Linked DNA regions of Homo sapiens: region 1 is linked to region 2. Evidence: chromatin loops called from intact Hi-C (ENCODE). Cell type or tissue: A673. All regions are shown on one strand. Links, peaks and the distances in the headings refer to the core of each region. The heading gives the core; the rest is flanking DNA.

Evidence for each region. Peaks named below come from ENCODE experiments on the same cell type or tissue, not always from the same donor. Only the 100,000 strongest peaks of a DNase experiment are listed, where the experiment ranks them.
Region 1: it touches region 2 in a loop (2.5-fold over the local background); 6 of 110 quality-filtered maps call a loop at or near these places.

What each region holds. Positions count from the first base shown.
Region 1 is chr4:47,119,125-47,127,124 of GRCh38, forward strand. The region is part of intron 3 of GABRB1 (gamma-aminobutyric acid type A receptor subunit beta1); the gene reads left to right. Among named protein-coding and RNA genes, the nearest start is that of GABRB1, 92 kb to the left of the region's middle. In A673, for the core only: a CTCF peak has its summit at 3,767 (motif pointing left); a DNase peak (open chromatin) is centred at 3,747.
Region 2 is chr4:47,023,958-47,037,504 of GRCh38, forward strand. It overlaps GABRB1 (gamma-aminobutyric acid type A receptor subunit beta1), which reads left to right and starts at 7,610. Exons shown (of 9, transcript NM_000812.4): 1 at 7,610-7,774; 2 at 7,957-8,048; 3 at 8,460-8,527. The coding sequence starts at 7,695. In A673, for the core only: CTCF peaks have their summits at 8,875 (motif pointing left) and 9,077; DNase peaks (open chromatin) are centred at 7,594 and 8,814; H3K4me3 peaks cover 2,410 bases; H3K27me3 peaks cover 340 bases.

The DNA.
Region 1 (8,000 bases), core at 1-8,000, 90 kb after region 2:
TCTATCTATAACCACATGGAAATTTGGCATAGAATGGAGAGAGAATTACAAATCAGAAGGGGAAGATTGACTGTTTAATAAAATGTGCTGGGAATCAATGGCAAATATACAATAAAATAAAATTATATTTTTATTCATATTATACCCCAAATAAATTTCAGATATACATAAAACCCAAAGTAAAATATTCAAATTTAGAAGAAAATAGGGGCAAATTTATGACTTTAGGAAACAGTGGAGTTTTTAAACAAGATACAAAAATAAAGACATATAATAAAAGTTTATTAAATTTGACCACATTAAAATAAAACCTCCTTCAACCTCAGACATCATGAATAAAGTTAAATCACAAAACTCAGATTGACAAAACATTTTCTTTTTCTTTCTTTTTTTTTTTTTTTGAGACTGAGTTTCGCTCTTGTTGCCCAGGCTGGAGTGCAATGGCACAATCTCAGCTCACTGCAACCTCTGCCTCCAGGGTTCAAGCGATTCTGCTGCCTCAGCCTCCTGAGTAGCTGGGATTACATGCATGCACCACCACACCCAGCTAATTTTGTATTTTTTAGCAGAGACAAGGTTTCTCCATGTTGGTCAGGCTGGTCTTGAACTCCCAACCTCAGGTGATCTGCCCACCTCGGCCTCCCAAAGTGCTAGGATTACCAGGGTGAGCCACTGGGCAGAACATTTTTAAAGGGTGTATAAACACACAGTATTACAATCTGTAACATAAAACTACTCAGTAGAAAAATAGTAACAGATTTTAAAAGGCTGTTTCAAAAAAAAAAGGGCATGTGGCCAATAAGCTTCTGAAAAGAGGTTTAATGTAACTAGTAATTAAGGACATGCGAAATCAAAACAATGCAACATTATTAAACACCCATGTAGGCACAAATTAAAAAGTCAATTTGATGTTGCTGAAAAACTGGATAAACAAAAATATTCATGATCTGCAGGAAAAAATAAATTTTAAGTCAAAAACTATAAAAAGAGACAAAAAAGTTAATTATATAATTATAAAGCAGTCAATTCAGCAATAGGATACAACAATGTGTGTATGTGTGTATATATCCATATATATACACATATGCACCCAACACTAGAGCACCCAAATATATAAAGCAAATATTATTAGAGCTAAAGAGAGATTGACTCTGATACAATATTAGCTGGAGAATTCAACACCCACTTTCAGCGTTTGATAGATTTTCCAGACAGAAAATCAACAAGGAAACATTGGACTTAATCTCCACTCCCCTGTGGCCCAGGGCTGGTCTAGAAATGCCATCCATGAGCCAAGGTCTGGAACTGGGGACTCTGAGAGCCTGCCTGGTGCTTTACCTCGCTGCAGCTGAACTGGTACCTAAGCTGCAAGGCAAAATCCCCTTTACTCTTTCCTCTGCTTTTCTCAAGCAGATGGAGTCTCTCCTCATAATCACCACAGCTGTGAATATTCTGGGTCACACCTGAACCCAGCATGTCTCAAGAGTCTCACTGAAAGTCCACGGCATGTACTCCTAGTTACAGGTACTGATTATTCAGGATCCAACAGCTCTTTAATCAACAGTTGATAAATCATGCCAGGGCTAGGTCCTTCCTCTCAAGGCAGCAGGTTCCCTTCTGACCAATTGTGTCTAGAGATGTCATCCAGGAGCTAGGGTCTGCAGTGGGGTCCTCATGACTCTGCCCAGTGCCCTATTCTACTGTGGCTGAGTTGATATCCAGGTTGCAAGAGTCCTTTTTACTCTCCCCTCTCCTCTTCTGAAGCAGAAGAAAGGAGACTTTTCGGATCTATGAGCTGTGCTGCCTGGTGTTGAAGAAGGGGCACAAGCTGCCCTGGCTGGTGTCTCACTAGGCTGCATGCCCTCCAACTCCACTGGCTCTGAGCCCAGGACAGCACTAAGACTTGCCTGGGAGTTGCAGTCATTGTAACTTAGACTACCATTCAAGTTTATTTAGGACCCCAGAGCACTTTAGTCCTTGGTGGCAAAGCTTAGTAAAACTCAGGCTCTGACCACTGGGTTGGGTAAACTCAGGCTCTGACCACTCCTCTGGCTAGGGCTCATCTAAATGCTCCCTCCATGTCCATGTGTGTTGGCTGAGTTCTGCCCAGTGTTGACAGGAGTGAGTTTTAATGCAAAGCCCCACAATTGCTGTGCTTTTCTTCTTCCAAGCACATAGATTCTCTCTCCCCACCCCTGAGGCCACTGCCAGGGAATAGGAGATGGGTGGCATCGGAAAATCAAGACTGTCTTTACTACTCTCTTCAGTGTCTCTTTCAGCGATATGAAGTTAAAAAACCAAGTACTGTGATCACTCACCTGAGTTTTGGTTTTTAGAAGGTGCTTTTTTGTGTCAATAGTTGTTAAATTTGGTGTTCCTGAAGGGAGGATGATTGATGAAGGCTTCCATTTGGCCATCTTGCTTCACCTCCCACTCCTAAATAGAATGTGATTTTCAAAAATTGTGCACAAAATTATATTTTATAACATATGAGGACACAAAAATGCCACTAAATTGAGATGTATCTAAGGTATTTCTCTATCATAATATATTTTCAATATGGGAAAGGAATCCACCTCAAAGAATGAATATGCAAACTAATTTTTGTTAAGCTGAGTCATAGTTAAATTATTTTATGCAAATTAAAGACAACAGTCGTTTGGAATTTTGAGATGGTTTTCTTATACTAGGGACTTATAAACGATTATTCTAAATGGAAACAAAATATGTTTTATCAAGCAATCCCATTTGATTTGAACATACTTCAATGCATTTAATTTCTTAAAGCTTCTGTTTTTACTACTTAATAGTTAAATAATATTAATTTGTTAGGCATGATCTTCTTGTGAACATACCCAGAAAAAAGGCATGTCTATTTCCTAGTATTCTAATCCATTTCCATGATATCTATATCCTTAACTCCTCTCTAGACTCTCAGACTCCAAAAACAGCCTAGAGCAGAGCTTCTGGGAAAGTCCTGTCAGTACTTAATATGTGATCATCCTAGTTCTGTAACACTGCCCTGAGCTTATACCTCCAAAATCACATAACTGGATTTATGCTTGAAAACTTTGAATCATCAGTGGCCAAGGAAATACTTTTCTGCAGAGAGGTTTAAATTTTTAGTTGACAGTGTTGAATCTCAATTTGCTGAATTTGTTCTGGGTGAAATAATTTTCAGACTGTTTAGTTCATCATTTTTTGTAGAAAAAGTCTTCCTTTTTTTCACATTTGATACGTTTCCCATGATTATCAGTTAAGGTCCAATAAGAAGACAGGAACCAGAACAGATTTCTTTTTGACCAGAGAAATATAAAGAATTGTTAACTAGCCGTAAAGTTGTCAACTGAGCAACTGAAAGAGTAAAAGGTAATTCTAACATATCATGGAAGCACCAACTTCAGAAAGCAGGTACTACTCTCATGGTAAAATAAGGAAAGATGTTAGAAAACTTAAGACACTGAGAGGAAGAACCCCATGGAACTGAAACTCCAGTCTCAAAGGACACTGGGTGCTTCTAAGCAGGAGCTAATGTCTCTGAGGGGAAGTATGATAGACTTGGTTCTGCAAGTGTTGTAAAAACTGCAACAGCTGCTGTCACAGGACAAAACTGTCACTGCTGAGTTGATGAAGCCTTGCTGAAGTGAGGCTCACAGGAACCACAGTGGGCAAGAAGCTCACTGGAAACAAGTAGAAAGGAGCAAGTACTTTCTTCTTCCCCTAGCCTTGAAGCCTTCCTCTAGCTCCCTCTACTGGCAGATCCTGAGAAAAACGAGCTGACCAGCTGAAATGACTGGTAGAATACTAGCCCTAACTCAGCACGTATATAGTGTAAAAGCTTGGGATTGAAGCTGTGAAACAGAAATTTAATAGCTGTTATACTGTCTTATTAACCTACAAAATAGGAAGCTGCAATTATACAATGCAATGAAAGCGAGTAGATGTACAACTCATTTTCTCTTGAATTATTCCAGTGCTCTGCCTTTTTGACATCACAAACATAACTTGAAATTCAATGATTCAGTATTTATTTTTTCACTCTTTTAAATACAATTTATTCACTACCTACTTTACAAAAGGTACTATTCTGGGCTAGAGACGAAATAAATCCAGTTCTTATACATACATATGTGTATGTGTGTGTGTGTATTTATACATATATATGATTATATATAATATGTATTATATAATATTATATATATTAGATAATATTATATAATATATATTAGATAATATATTATACTTTAGATATTATATTTTATATATATATTACATATATACATATATACACATATATATTATATATTATAATATATTATTTTATATATTATAATATATTATATATTATAATATATTACATTATTTCATATATTATAATATATTATATATTATAATATATTACATTATTTCATATATTATAATATATTATATATTATAATATATTACATTATTTCATATATTATAATATATTACATTATTTCATATATTATAATATATTATATATTATAATATATTACATTATTTTATATATATAAATATATATGATATGATATATCATATATATGATATATTATATATATAATATGATATATGATATATGATATATCATATATTATTATATATATAATATATTATAATATATTATATATCATATATTATTATATATAATATATTATATATCATATATTATATATTATATTATATTATATATTATATTATATATATTATATCATATATATGATATATATCTTATATATAATATATATAATATATAATATATTATATATTAATATATGATATATAATATATTATATATATTATATATATCATATATATGTATAAATGCACACATGCACACACACACACACATGCATATATATATAATCTTGCTTTTCTGGCATATATATACCTGAAAAAAATATATATATACACATCTAACTATACATCTGCAGTCATAAAGGCCTCAGATAAGTCTTTCAGTTGTTTAAACCAATTGTTAGAGGAGCTCATGAGGGCTTATAGATCATTTGAGAAAAAAAGTTAAAAATTTATGAGAGAAACCTCATGGTCTTAAAGGATGAGTAGAATTTTAAAATTGGATATTGGCATTAGAAGAGTTTTGCAAACAGAATGCATGTTCATTCTGGGTTTATGGATAACTGGCAACAACTGCGTGACCTGATTTCAGACCTGCTCAACTGCAATCCTGGAGGCAGTACCATTAGCCCCAGCATGAGAAGGTCTGTACCTGCCAAAACTAATCTGTAAAGACAGGAAGAGGTGTTTGGTCTTTCAAATACACAAACATCAACACAAGACTACACAATTTAAGAAGAATCAGGCAAATATAAAACCACAAAGGAAACTAATAAAGCTCTGTAACTAATCCTAAAGAAACGGAAATCTATAAATTGCCTGACAAAAAAATTCTAAATAATTGCTTCAAGGATTCTCAGTGCACTACACGAAAACAGACAGAAAACTCAGTGAAATCAGGAAAATAATACATGACAAAATTGGAAGTTCAACAAAGAAATAGAAATTGCAGAAAAGAACCTAACAAATTCTGGAGCTGAAAAATATGATAAATGAAATAAAATTGCAATACAGAACTTCAACAGCAGACTTGATTAAGCAGAAGAATCAGTGAACTAAAAGACAGGTCATGTGAAATCATCCAGTCAAGGAAGAAAGGAAAGAAAATGAAAAGGAGGAAGGAAAGACCACAGGATTTATTAGATACCATCAAGCAAACAAATATGCATTATGAGATTTCTAGAGGAAAATAAAGAGAGAAAGTTGCAGAAAATTTATTCAAAAAAATAATGGGAGGGGTATGGACATCTAAAGCCATGAAGCTTAGAGATTCCAAAACAGGATTAACCTGAAGAAGATTATATATAGACACATTCTAATTAACTTATCAAGAATTAAAGACAGATAATTTTGAAACAAGCAAGTAAAACACCACATAAAAGGGCATTTTCATGAGTCTATCGCAGATTTCTCTCAGCAGAGACCTTACAGGCTAAGAGAGAATGGAATGATATATACAAAGTTTTAAAAGAAAAACAGCTTCCAAACAAGAGTACTACTCCCAGCAAAGCTCTGGGAGAGATATGGATCTTCTCAGACAAATAAAAGCTGAAAGAGATTGTCACCATTAGCCCTGCCTTACACAAAATGTTAAAAGATGTTCTTCATATTGAAATGAAATGATGCTAATTATTTTATGCTATTAATTGGTAACATGAAAACATACGAAAATATAAAACTCATTGATACAGGTAAACATATAGTCAAATTAAAAATACTCTAATACAGTAATAATGGGGCATATATTATTTAAACTTTAGTATAAAAATTAAAAGATAAAATTATTTCAAGATAGCTATAGATACATAGGTATCTCTAGACACAACAAAGTATAATTTCTTTTTTTTTTTTTTGAGACGGAGTCTCGCTCTGTCGCCCAGGCTGGAGTGCAGTGGCGGGATCTCGGCTCACTGCAAGCTCCGCCTCCTGGGTTCACGCCATTCTCCTGCCTCAGCCTCCCAAGTAGCTGGGACTACAGGCGCCTGCCACTACGCCCGGCTAATTTTTTGTATTTTTAGTAGAGACGGGGTTTCACCGTTTTAGCCGGGATGGTCTCAATCTCCTGACCTCGTGATCCGCCCGCCTCGGCCTCCCAAAGTGCTGGGATTACAGGCGTGAGCCACCGCGCCCGGCCCAAAGTATAATTTCTTAATGAATAAACAACACAAAGACATGAAGAAATCTTGAGTGCTCATCAACTGATGAATAAAGAAAATATATAATATATATATAAATATATATTAAGGCTGGATTGTGCATATATTGCCTAATATTGCATTGTGTCTATATATGTATACATACATATATACACACATATATATGTATGTGTATTGCATTGTATGTGTGAATACACACATACATACACACACAATGCAATATTATCCAGCCTTTAAAAAATATATCCTGACATTTGCAATAGCATGGATGAACCTAGAGGAAATTATACTAAGTGAAATAAGCTGGGCACAGAAAGACAAATACTGCATAATCTCACATATATGTAGAATGTAAAAAAGGTGAACTCAATAATAGAATAGGTTTGGGCCAAGTTGGGGGCAAAGATGTTGGTCAGGTTATAAAGGCTCAGTTATGAAAGATAAATGCGTTCTAAAGACCTAATGTATAACATGGTGACTATAGTTAATAATACAGTATTGTTTAATTGCAATTTGATAAGAAAGTTGATTATAAGTATTCTCACCACATGCCAAAAATATCATAATTATGTGAGGTTATAGAAATGTTAGCTTGATTGTGGTAATTATTTCACAATGTATGTGTATTTTAAGACACCATTTTGTACATCTTAAATATATTACAATTTTTATTTATCAAGTACACCTCAACAAAGCTAGAAAATATCTGGACTTGCAGAAAAACAAATATACACGTAAAGTGGCAAAAATCATCAGATTTACATTGACTATGATGTCGATATAAGAGAATGATGAGAGAGAAGTCTGTAGAGGAGATTAAGAATCAGACTATGGAATGTTTTAATGCTATGCTAGGAAGCTTGTCATTTGTTTAATGGGTACACAAATAGGTAAGAAAATCTTCACAAGGTTGAACTAATGACTATGCAGATATTGAATCATAGAAGAGAGGACATACTGGAAAATATTGCAGGAAGATTAGTAATGAAGCCAAACCAGTAGAAAGAGGAGGTAATAAAATACCTGAATGATATATGCATATCTATTTCTATCTTTTTTATATACAGAGAGCCTCCCATTTCTACATAAGATAGATGAGGTACTAAAAATGTTTTCTATGTAGGTGGTTAGCCTCTGCTTTCATGTTCATAATACAGCTGTCCTTTTCCATGTTATTTTTAAGAATTATAAAATATGTATGCCAAAGTCAGATACAGTTTGAATAGAAAAAAACCTATTTAAATCCCT
Region 2 (13,547 bases), core at 5,548-13,547:
TTTCAATGTGTCTTTACCTTTTGCAATGCCATCTAGATTGTTATTTGTTTCTATTATCTAGCTAACTAATAAAATCTTCTACTGTGCCATTCAACCCATTTATGGAATTTCATTTTAAAATTTACAATTACATTTCAATTTCATAAATCTTAGTTTTTGTTGTTGTTTTTTGTTTTCTCCTAGTAGTTTGTTCTTTCCTAGTAGTTTGTTCTTCTTGTTGTGTACTCTTGGATGCTTTTATACTTGTTTTAAAGTAGTTTTACTTTCCATGGGATTTAATTTTCTGCTTCTGGAATTTACTTCCTATACTTCATGATATTGATTTTTCTTAAAGGCTTGCTGACTTTTTATTATATGCCCATATTTTTATGTGAGGGTTCATATTGAGAAGTATTTTATTTCTTAAGCACAAATTAAAACCATTCCATGACTATGGCTAATACATTTCTAATGACAGGAAGGGAAAGAAATTTGCAATCCCCCAAATCCTCCATTCGATATTTATTCAGCTTTAGTATGTAGTAGCAGTGACATGCGACCGAAGAAAATATTTGTTGTTTAAAATGCTGGATGATTTAAGTTTTATCTCTCACAGAGAGGATAGTTTTATTTTTAAAATTTTTTATTTCCATACATTTTTGGGGAAGAAGTGGCATTTGGTTATATGGATAAGTTCCTTAGTGATGATTTGTGAGATTTTGGTGCACCCATCACCCGAGCAGTATACACTGAACCCATTTGTAGTCTTTTATCCCATACCACCTTCTGACCCTTTCCTTCTGAATCCCCAAAGTTCACTGTGTCATTCTTATGCCCTTGCATCCTCATAGCTTAGCTCCCACTTATGAGTGAAAACATATAATGTTTGGTTTTCCATTCCTGAGTTACTTCACTTAGAATAATAGTCTCCAATTCCAGCCATGTTGCTGTGAATGCCATTAATTCATTCCTTTTTATGGCTGGGTAGTATTCCATCATATATATATATATATATGTTATTTGTTTTTATTATCTAGCTAACTAATAAAATCTTCTACTGTGCCATTCAACCCATTTGTGGAATTTCATTTTAAAATTTACAATTACATTTCAATTTCATAAATCCATATATATAGCATATATATCACATATATCACATATATATATCATATATATATGTATCTCACAATTTTTTTATCCACTCATTGATTGATGCGTATTTGGGTTGGCTCCACATTTTTGGAATTGCAAATTGTGCTTCTATAAACATGCGTGTGCAAGTATCTTTTTCATATACTGATTTATTTTCCTCTGGGTAAATACCCAGTAGTGGGATTACTTGATCAAATGGTAGTTCTATTTTAGTTCTTTTAGGAATCGCCACACTGTTTTCCATAGTGGTTGTACTAGTTTACATTCCCACCAGCAGTGTAGAAGTGTTCCCTTTTCTGCATCCATGCCAATATCTATTATTTTTTGATTATGGCCATTCTTGCAGGAGTAAGGCGGTATTGTATTGTGATTTCGATTTGCATTTCAGGGAGAGGATAGTTTTATAAACTTGAATTTTTTTTCCACAGAAAGTAATTAGATTATTTCTTAATTAATTACTGTCACTATGTCATATTCTCAGTCCAGGTTTTTCTAAATTTTTCTTTAAATCTATCTTAAAATAATTTTAATGACAACAAAATAAAAATGACAGATTAGCAATGTTCTTATCTCAGTTAATTAATGAAGAATATGTATTTAACATGAGGCAGAGTAAAAGAAGTTTTTTTCCCAAACAAATCCCCAGATTTCTTTTGCTAATCTTGTCTTGCTTAGCTATAAATTGGAAACATACCTCTCACCATCTTACTCCATTCCTATCCTCTTCTCATTATCCCCTCTCCTCTCACCACTGCAAACATAATTTTGTTCAATTCTGCCTTTACTACTTCCGTTTTTTTTGTAATGCCATCAACTTTAAAACTCAAAGCCTTTACTTGTGCTTTCCACCTGTTCTAACTCCTCCCAAATTCTCAACTTGGTGAATTTCAAGATCTAGCAGAAAGTTTCAACTCTATTGAGGTGTCTTCCCTGATATTCCAAGGCAAGAAAAAATGTTTTTGCTGGCCGCAATGGCAGCTACTCTGAAGGCCGAGGTGGGAGGATCTCTTGAATTCAGGAAGTTTGAGATCAGCTTAGGCAACATAGTGAGACCTTAGTGTAAAAATAAATAAATAAATAAATAAAAAGTCCTTTTCACGTTTCTAGCATTTTTTATTATATATTGGTGATTTGGGTGCCCTTGCCCCAACAGTTTGTATCACTTATTGTTGCATAGTTCTAAAAATGTTTTTAAATACACTCACGAATAAATGAATTAGCGCAAAGTTTATATGTTCAGCTGGAAAGTGTTCACCAGATAATCACCGGGTTGTTTGTTTTGTTCTCCAGTTAATATCAGGCACTAAATATTTATTTTATAAAAGAAGATAAAAATTATAGTTTCTACTAAACAACAACAGTAAACAGTAAAATCTATTTTACTATAAAATATGTAAAAACACATTAACACAGATATAAATGGCAACACTTTTTAAATGATGCTCTACAAACAATATATTACCGGTAACAGGCTTAATAGTCCTCATTCTCTGTGACTTTTCCTGACCCACAGCATTACAGGGACCAACTAGAGGGCACAACACTGCAAATCAGGATTTGCAGAGTATCCTTCATAAGATTCTACTTGGATAGCATGGTCTTCTGTACTCAAATACAAATTCTTTACGTAATTTGGGCTTCTTCTAAAATATAAATCACTAATAACATATGTTAAACCCTAAATGCATTTAATTATACAGGAGAAGTTGCAAAAGCATTTAATTATCTCAGTAGAGGTTAAAATATATTTTATGCTGGCAACATTTTTCATAATTAATAACGTACTAGAAAAGAATGTAAACTGTCATTAGACTATTTGAATTTGAATTTTGTCTCTCATTTTTTGTTTGACCTTGGATAAGTTACTTTCTGTGTTTAAGTGTCTTCATCTTTAAAACAGAACTAATTATATATCCCTACCTCTTAAGATATTATGAACACTAGATATGTCAAGTGTTTAAAATAGTGCTGATAAATAATAAGCCTATTAAAATGTTAACTATACTTATTAATGCAATGGTAACATTTTAATAAAAGTAATGGCTTAGAACATCTCTTTATTAGTAAGATAGAGCGTACATTTTGAAACAAAATATCATATTTATTTGGCTAGAATTATACCTGAAAGGAGCAATGAATATCCTTATTATCACCACAATTTATCAAACAGTAAAAATATCATAAATAATAATTTGAGAAGACATTCCAAAAAGAATAAACCCAGAAAAAATTGCAATATGAATTTTTAAATATAATATGAAAATTGTTACATAACAGGAAGTAAAAATAAAAAGAGGTAAAAATATACTTGGCTTATTACATGATACAAGTTTTATCCTCAAAGGTCCATGCTATAATATATAAATAAGAAGAGCTGAAAAATGCAAAGTGAAAAATGCATTTTCATATAGCTAAAGTATATTAAATAGCTGGCTATTAATATAACCTGAAACACAAGAATTTTTTTTTAAAGAAAATAATATATCACTAGAGGATAAATTGATATGCAAAAAGTGAAGTGGTGCCATTCCTATTAACACAGGTTAAAATGACTTCTTAAGTTAATTAGAATATTTAATGCAATATAAAAATAACATGAGATTTTTAGATTGTATTAAATTAATGCTATACTTAAGCTAGAAAATAAAGTATGTAAACATAACAAAGGATATGTAAATATCTTGAAAAGCAATAATGGTGTTGCTGCCTTATCAAAATTCATACTTTTCTAACAATGAGTGATTATAATAAAATTATATCATATTAGGTTAAATCAGAAAAACTGATCAATTGAACAGAAGGCAAATGCCACCAATACATGCATCCAATAACATATTATATTACTATTAGTATTACAAATCATCCTTAAAATAAATTGTGGCAATTTATACTGTCCCCAAAGTATATGAAATTGTATTTTTCCACAGCTTCCATGATACTTAAGGTTAAACCATTTTAAACTAGCAAACCAACAAGTGAAAATGGTACTTCATATCTATTTTAAAAATTGTATTCATTTGATTACTACTGAGCTTGAAACTTTACAATATATTTATTGGTCACTTAATTATTTTTTTAAATATTTTCTATTTTTTAAAAAGTTTTGCAGGTACATACTAGGTGTGTATGTTTATGGGGTACATGAGATGTTTTGATATAGATATGTTACGTGAAATAAGCACATCATAAAGAATGAGGTATCCATCCCCTTAAGCACTTATCCTTGAAATTACAAACAATCCAAATACACTGTTTATGTTATTTTAAAATGTACAATTAAGTTACTGACTACAGTCACCCTACTCTGCTATCAAATATTAGAGATTCTTTGGTGAAATGCTTGTTACAATTGTTTGCTCATTATTTATTAGACATTTATTTCTCTCATTGATTGGCATAAACATTTTAAAATATAAATTGCAAATGTATCTCCTAATTGGTCACTTCGTTATCAGTTTTGATCAGCTTTTTGTAAAATATTTCAAATATCTAGAAATATATGGAGAGTAGAATGATGAACACCCACATATCATGTTGTGGCTAATTGGAATGAAATTTTTTTGATAAAATATTGTAGATTCATTTGAACCTTAAAGTGTGGTATCCTTCTTATTTTTGTTCTCTATTCTGTGTATGTGTATATATATACATACACACACAAACACACACCCCGACACATACATATACACCATATATATGTATATGTGTATATATGTGTATATATATGTATATATGGTATATATACATATATATGGTGTATATGTGTATATATGGTATATATACCATATATATATATATGGTGTATATGTACATAATATATCTTTTGGGTTTTACACTTAAATATTTTAAAATTTATGTTATCATGGCTCATTATATCATTCTGCACCTTGCTCTTGTTTCGTTTTTGCTCAGTGTTTTACTTCTGGGATTTGTCAGTGTAGAAGCATGTAGACATTCAACTATTTTGACTGTTGTATTACATTGTGTGATTATATTCCTATTTATTTCCAATTAATAAAAATTGTTGCCAGTTTTGCACTACTAAAAACAACACTGCCATAAATATTCTTAGACTGCATGAGTTTATCACTAGGGTATATTCTGAGTGGTAGCAATTCTGGGCCAAAGAGCATGGGCATCTTTGACTTTACTAGTATGTCCAAAGAGTGGTACAAAGTGTTTAGATCAATTTATATGTCTACTGAAAATATATGGAGTTTTAAAAGCCAATTTTTAATATTCTTAAGTTTTGCATATCTCATGAGTTTAAAATAGTGTACAATTCCTTTAATTTGCAATTCCTTATTTAGAGTGGCTTTTGATCTTTTCTTATTTACTTCTGGAAGTTTTTTTTTCTGGTAATTTCTTTATACAAACCTTCTGATGGTTAAATTTGCTGAAAACATGTTCTTTCTATGTATAACTTGACTTTTCAGAAGAAGCTTTGGATTTAAAGAAGGTTACATTTTAACATAGTTATCGCAATAATCTTTTTTATCATTTATAACTTTGTTCATCTTTAGATCTTTCCTTTTATCACAGTCATAAAGATATTCTCCTATATAGTTTAAAGTTTTGAAAGTTTTGTTTTTTGTATTAAAGTTACGTATCTACCTGTAATATATTTTCATGTATGTAATGATGTAAAGATCTACTTTTTTCCCTTATGGATAATAAATTGTCTTGCAACATTTATTGAGTAGCTCATCTTTTCCTACTTCTCTTAAAATAGAGGAGTATTTCTGTGCTCTCTATTTGCTCGTACTATTTTGCTTTTTATCCCTACATGAATTCCATGCCAAAGACAAACTGATTCAGTTTCTATATAGCACAATAATGTCTTGATATCTCAAAGGCAAATGCCCCCATATTCCTTCTCTTTTTTTCTTCTTCTTCTTCCAGGTTTTCTTGGCTTTTATTTACCCCCTCATTCTTCTATTTGAATTTTGGAATTAGTTTATTCATTTCCATTTAGAATGTAGGAATTTTGATTCAAATTGGTTATATTTCTTACATTGGATAGAATTGACATCCTTACAATGTTGAGTCTTCCCAATTACCCATATGGTACATTTTCCATTTATCTAGGTCATATTTTGTGTATTTAAATAATGTTATGTACCTTCACTCTAAACTTCTTGTGCATATTTTTCCCCCAGTTATTCCTAGGTACATTAGAATTTTTTGTTATTATTGTAATGGAATAAATTTTTCTATTACGTTTTTTTGTTTGGTAACTCCTGTGTAGGGAAATACTAAGAATATGCATAAGTTTCTTGACCTTGAGACACTTCCATCCTAGTTAGAAGCTAATTTTTAAGCTGTCTCCTCTTTCCCTCATAAAAGTAAGCAGCAGACTATAATAGGAGTAGGGATTACAATTCGCTTTACTTACACTTGTGTGTGTCCCTCTCCCATTAGATGTGAATTTCTCTAGGACAAGAACCCTTTTTGAATCAGTTATAAGTCCCAGAATGCCCACAACAAAATTTAATATATACTATTTAACAAAAGAACAAACACCTAGTCCAGGGCCTTCTGCCTAACATGTGCTCAATGACATTTGTAGAATCGAAGTTACTGAATTTGATTTAATTCAAACAATACTTGCTCCTGCAGAATCCCAACCTACTGGCGAACAGAGGTTAAACTGTCTGGATGTTTCAGAGTTCTGCTAGGGGTCACAAATACCACCTTAAATGCTGTCAATTTAAGAAGGAGATTTTTCTTATCACAACCTGGAGGATAAGTGGGGCTTGCAGTGGATGGCCCTAGAAAAAAAGATTGCCTGCCCAGAACTGCTGCTGGATCCTTTGTTTCCCTCATTTCCCAACCTGGATGAAAAACGACAAGGGGAGGGAAGAAAAGTGGGGTGGAAGAAAAGTTGGCTTGCCCCTCCTACTCTGCCTCCTACAGAAGTCTACACCAAGCCAGATGTCCTAGGATGCCTCCCAAGGGCACCTAATTTTTGGAGTTCTCAAATACGTCCTGAGTTTCCTCTGTACCTTTAGTAACTCTCCCGTTCCCTCTCTCTCCACTCTTCCCTGCTCCCAGTCACCCCCACCCACAACCCCCGCTGATCACATCCTCCCGGTGCCCGCCACAGGCAACCAGAGAACAACAGACCCTCCTCCAGAGTCCCCGTTCTAGGACCTCCCTGACTGTCAACGAAAGATGCCAATCACAGGCAGCCTTAGCCAGATCACTGAGCGCCCAGTAAAAAAAACAAAATCAGGTTGAGGGCAGAAATGAAATCAACATAGCAACCTCCAATGCATGAAGGAAACTCCGTTTACACATGCTCGTAGGATCCCCTGCGTGGAAACAGCAGCTTGTCTCTGACTACCCGGAGGACATGGAGCACCCCAAATAGGAACTTTAGAGGGATTGAAATCTGTTGCCTGTTCCACTAGGAATATTGTTTGCAAGGCACAAGGTGTCTTTTGGTAGTGAGCGCGCTCTGCGCATGCGCAGGTCCATTCGGGAATTACTGCCCAGCAGCCGACTAAGTTGCATTCCTTGAATCTTCGCAGAAAAGACAATTCTTTTAATCAGAGTTAGTAATGTGGACAGTACAAAATCGAGAGAGTCTGGGGCTTCTCTCTTTCCCTGTGATGATTACCATGGTCTGTTGTGCACACAGGTGAGCTGCTGTTGTTGAATCTCGCTCTCTCTCTCTCTCTCTCTTTTTTTCTTGGTATGTTTCTTTTTACGTGTCTGCTGGATCATGTATCTTGTTGTTTGGGGGTAGGTGTGCCTGTATCTTTTTATATGTGCTCACAGTTTGTGCTCATTTTGAATACGGTCCCTACTTCTTCCCCTTAGCACCAATGAACCCAGCAACATGTCATACGTGAAAGAGACAGTGGACAGATTGCTCAAAGGATATGACATTCGCTTGCGGCCGGACTTCGGAGGTAACGCTTCATCTTTTTTCAACCTGTAACCCATCCTTAGTTCTCCTTTTCTGTCAAAGATAAATGTCAAAAAAAAAAAAAGAAAAGGCATGTCATTTTCGTAAGCGTGCACTATACCCTGGGCACACACACACACACACACACACACACACACACCCCGGGTCCCCAGTCTCAGGTGGATGAATCCTCAGGCGGAGGCGACCTTCTCCCGGGCCGACACACCCTCTGCATAGTCACTGCATCACGCGTGTGCCCACACCTGTTTTCCCAGGCAGTCCCCTGAAAGGGGTGGTGGGGGGAGCAGGGAGGGAGCCCGTTAAGAATGGAGTAAGGGCTGGGAAGCCCCCAGACCCTCCCCAGCCTGCTGTCACTGAGAGAATCTGTTCCTAATGTGGCCCACCTCCCCGGCAGGGCCCCCCGTCGACGTTGGGATGCGGATCGATGTCGCCAGCATAGACATGGTCTCCGAAGTGAATATGGTGAGTGGCCTCCCGAGGGGCCCGGCGGTTCGGCTTACGCAGATGGGAAATGGACAGGTCCCTTTGCCCTCTGCGTTTCATTGGCGGTCACCTCGCCCCTGGCCCCTGAGGTCCCACTCCGCACCCGCTCCCCGCTCCGGCACACACACCCGGTCGCCCCTGGTTTGTAATTTCGACACACACGGGCTACTGCGGTGTTCCAGGGGAAACGTGCTCGGCACTATTTTGGGAAGGACGAGTGACTGTTGCGCCGTGGATCTGCTGGGGCGGAGTCTGAGCGTTACTTTAGCTGGGTTTCCCTGCGTGTTTGGATGAGGAGGGCACCATCTGCTGGCAGCCGGGCGGCCTGCACTAGGGTCCCCGGACCGGTGGTCGGCAGCCATCACCTCCCCAGGCGCGGTGCTGGCAATCCCCATGGCCCTCGCAGTCCGCGAGCCCGGATGCACCAAGGCCCTGCCACCGAGAGCACAGTCTGGGTTTCAAAGTGTCCTCTCTCTCCAGGTTCAGGCACACCTGGTGGCAGGAGCAACAGGCTAAGACAACAGTCCATGTTTGCTAGTAGGAAAAGTGCCCGAGCCTGGGTAGGCTTGTATTGTTCTCTTGCGGGAGGTTATGAATTTGTCTTACTGCATCTTGCAAATTTAAGTTGAAACAGAATAAATCAAGTCATATTGCTTCACCTTACTCTAGAAACCTAAGCATGCCTAAAAATCCTGATAATTTAAGGGACGTTGGAAGGGAGAGGGGGCGACAGTAACACAGCACAGTCCTTTCATTTCAAAGGGGTCAACATTCTTTTATATATTTCTTCCCTCTCTTTTTGGAAGCTATTGCAAAATGAACTGAAATAGCTGCCACTTTCTCTGTTGGCTGGTTCCGTCCACTGTGTGTAGGAGTTTTCTACTTAGAGTTTCTAACTGTTGCTTCTCGTAAGACGGAAAAGCCTGTTGCTTTTCTAGAATCAACCACCCAGGGAACAGCTAGATCTACGTGAGCAAAATGCCATTTTTATTCCACTTGTGAAAAAATGTTATGGCGGCAGAAATTTATAAATCCTGAATAATTTAAAGAGTAAAACCATTTGAGATTGTATCACTCTATGGCTATAAAGGCTATTGAATTGTCTTTCATTTCATTCCTACTGTGTCGTTTTATTTTAATATACTATGGTTTAAGAATTCTTTTCTTTTCCTTTTTAGGTTATGTTAGGGTCGAAATAAATATGTCTATAGCTTATTGAATAGGAATAGAATAAAAAGTGTGACTATTTAATTTCTGTATTTTGTAGTTGTAGCGGCTCCTGCTTCAAATAACGTATTTAAAATACTATTTGTAAATGTCTCTGATTGTCGTGCTGGAAAAAGAAACTCAATTTTAAAAACGTAATACACAATGAATATTTCTCATTTGGCAAACTGACTTATTATATTCTGTTTACATACATGTTAACACCACAAAGTAACCCAAAACATATTATTTAGAAACACTCTGAGGAATGTAATAATATGTGCCTAATCTACACGAATGCAACTGGACAAATTAGACAATGAATTAGTTTAACAAGTTGTATCATGTAGATTAATAATGTTAATATTTTTCCTTTTCAATCATTTCCTTTGGTATCTTGTAAGCATCCACAGATAATTGATAAAATAGAAGATTTAAAAAGCTCAAAAAGCAAATGCAGCCTTTGTTCTACCTTGCCGTGTAGAGTGTCATGCTTTTCAGAATTTTAAAAAATATATAATTCTGTTGGCTATATTGACATACCCCTTTTCAGTTTTTTTTAAAACTCAATTAAATAGGGAAGTTGCTGCAATCAACAACCACCGTAACAAAAAGTTCTGTATAATTAGTTGTTCAACTGAATTCATACATAAGCTCAGAACAAGGATTGACTTTAATTGAAATACCACTGGACATTTCTTCCTAATGATTAAATAATACAGTCTGTTTACTCACAGCAACACGTGTGTATGCACTTGATTTTTCAAAAGTATTCACCCAGCTGATAAGCCTTTGAAAATACCTGTTCTACTACAATCCCCATTACCTTTCCACAACAATGTTACAGACATGATTAGAAAATAGAAACCACTCAAAGTTGAAAAATAATAAACCTTGATTTACTTGTTCTTTCTTGTTTCTCCTTTTAATGAGCACTATCAACAGAACCCAAAGTTTATTTTATCTTCTGTCATCTATGACAAAACATTGAAATAAATAGATTGGAAATAACTCCAAGAAAAATGGAAATAAAGAGTAATGTTTTTAAAATTGAGGGTTCTGTATAAACACAACTCAGATGGTTAGCCCGCACCCCCAAAAGAGAATTGTTTATTATATGTTGTGATATTTAGCTAATATAAATAGGGTAGGAAGTCCATGGAAAATAAGACTTATTGCTTATTGCTTTTTGTATTAAGCATGTTTCGGTGCCCTGATAGGCAGTAACTTGAGTAATTTAATAGAAAATTTTCATCTACATTAAATGACAAGAATATAACAAAGAGAATGGACAATAATATCATAAAAATAGTTTTTAAGAAAATGCAAGTTGAATCAATTTCCAAAACATTGCTTATATTTATGTTTTTATTTATTACCATTATTACCCATTCCATGGCTGGGAAAATGACATAATTGTGCATTAAATTAGTAGATTTGAGAACTAGGTTCCATTCATTTTTGTTCTTTACCATTGCTTCCCCAAGTAAAATATAATCCCTGATTGGTTTACACATTGTCTGCTTTACAGACTAACATCGTATCAAGAGTATTATCTGATTTCTTAATTTGTGAAAAATTAAGTGTTTTCTTAATTTTTCACAAATTAAGAAACAAAAGCAATCTTTACATAGTAAAGAATCTCTACAATCAAGAATCATTGGTTCTAAGCAGTGAATGCAAAACTTGTGAAGAATAATGCCGATGTAGATAAACATATCTACTTGAGAACAAGACTTTTCAGGCAATAATATTATTGATTAAATTAGAAAGGATTGTTCTTTTGGCATCATGGGATATACTGTTTGTGTGATAGCAACTACATACTGTTACCATTTTCTAAACTGTCATCTTAAAAAACCACCATGATTTCCATTTATATATTATAACCTTCAAACCTTGTCTTTTAACTGTTTCTGCCAAGCCACAGACACACACACACATACACACACACGCACAAAGAGGACTGACTAAAGATGAACAGGAGGCAGTTGGAGTAAATGGAGACAAGAGCTCCCAGAAATTGTCCTTAACATAACCACTAACATCTGCTACTATAAAGCCAGTAAAACACAGACAGTAGTAGGCAAATTTTCTCTTCGAACAGTAGTTTGGGGAAACATGATATTAACTACCTTCTAACAAGTAGTTGAACTCTTGTATTTCAAATTCCAGTGACTAGCTGTTCCTTTTTATTCAAGAGGTGGATCCTGATTACCAAGTAGGAGTTCCAACCAGGCAGCTCTCTGTACCTAATCTGAAGACACGATGGTCCAAATGGCCACCCCTAGAAGACCTTACATCGAATGAGTCCTGACTCAATGCAGGACTCAATTCAAGCTGTTCCCAATATGAGATAGCTATCATGGATTCATTGTCTTTCCTTCCTTCATGCATGAATGAGTATAACAGTGAATGTTCTTACAGACATTACAGTGAACAACGATGACAAAAACGAAAATGAGCCAATTTTATAAATAATGCTTAATGAAAGACAAATTTAATTTACCAAATATCCACTTAAAATTCACTGTTTCTGTTGTTGTGGTTATTTTAATATTAGACTCTGGAAGTTTCTGGTACATACTTCAATTATATCTCATTACTATCACTGTGGTGACTCAAAACAGTAACTGCTTGTCAGATTCCCAGTCCCCACATGAATTTCTCTAGGTCAGTGCTTCTCAATCTTTAACATATAGGTGAATCACTCTGGGATCTTATTAAAATGCAAATTCCAAATCAGAGGTGTGGGATGGGGCCTGACATTCTGCATTTTTCCTGGGCAATGCTGATTGCTGGTATATAGATTGCACTTTGAATATCAAGGTAGTACATTATCCTAAGTTCTAGCTTAATTAAGAAATTGGCTGGGTACAGTGGCCCCAACCAGTAATCCCAGCATTTTGGGAGGCCAAGGCGAGTGTATCACTTGAGGCCAGGAGTTTAAGACTAGCCTGGCCAACATGGTGAAACCCCATGTCTACCAAAAGTATACAAATTAGCTGGGTGTGATGGTGCGTGCCTATAGTTCCAGCTACTCTGGAAGCTGAGGCATGAGAATCACTTGAACCCAGGAGGCTGGAGGTTGCGGTGAGCCAAGATCGTGCCACTGTGCTCCAGCCTATGTGATAGAGCAAAACAGTCTTAAAAAAAAAGAAAAAAAGAAAAAAAGAAAGAAAAGTAAAGAAAAAAAGAAATGAACTTTTTTTTTCCATTAAAATTTCTTTAGGAATGTTATTATTTAAGTTGCAGGTAGCTGTTCTCTAAAGGGAAAGTTAATGCCATAATTGATGATGATGATGATAAGCAACAGGATAAAGGCAGGAGCCTGGAGATGGGGCTTGACCTAAACTAATAAATAGTCTTCTTTTCTGTATTAATACCTGTGAATCAACCAATCTCAAATGATGGCAATGAAAACATTTCCAAGTACAGTAACTCCACAGTACTATCCTGTTGCTTTACAGGGACACCTATGCCTTTTTTCTTCAGAATAAAGAACATTGCAAACTGTTTTTGCACCACTGAGGAGCTAGCAATAACTTTGTAAAATAGCCTAAACATACTCTTGATGCTGTCAGTAAGTTCTCTGAGGTTATAATAGAATTTCCTTTGCAAACAGAACAAATAGGTGAGTACCACTTAAAAGCAGAAACAGGTATTAGCTAGCATGTAAATACATTTTATTCTTATATGAGTAATCACACAAGTTTTTCTCTTAGGTTCTGGGTTACAATTTTATAACGTCTGGAGAGGCTGGGGAAGGAAAATCTTCCCTTTGCCTGTCTGT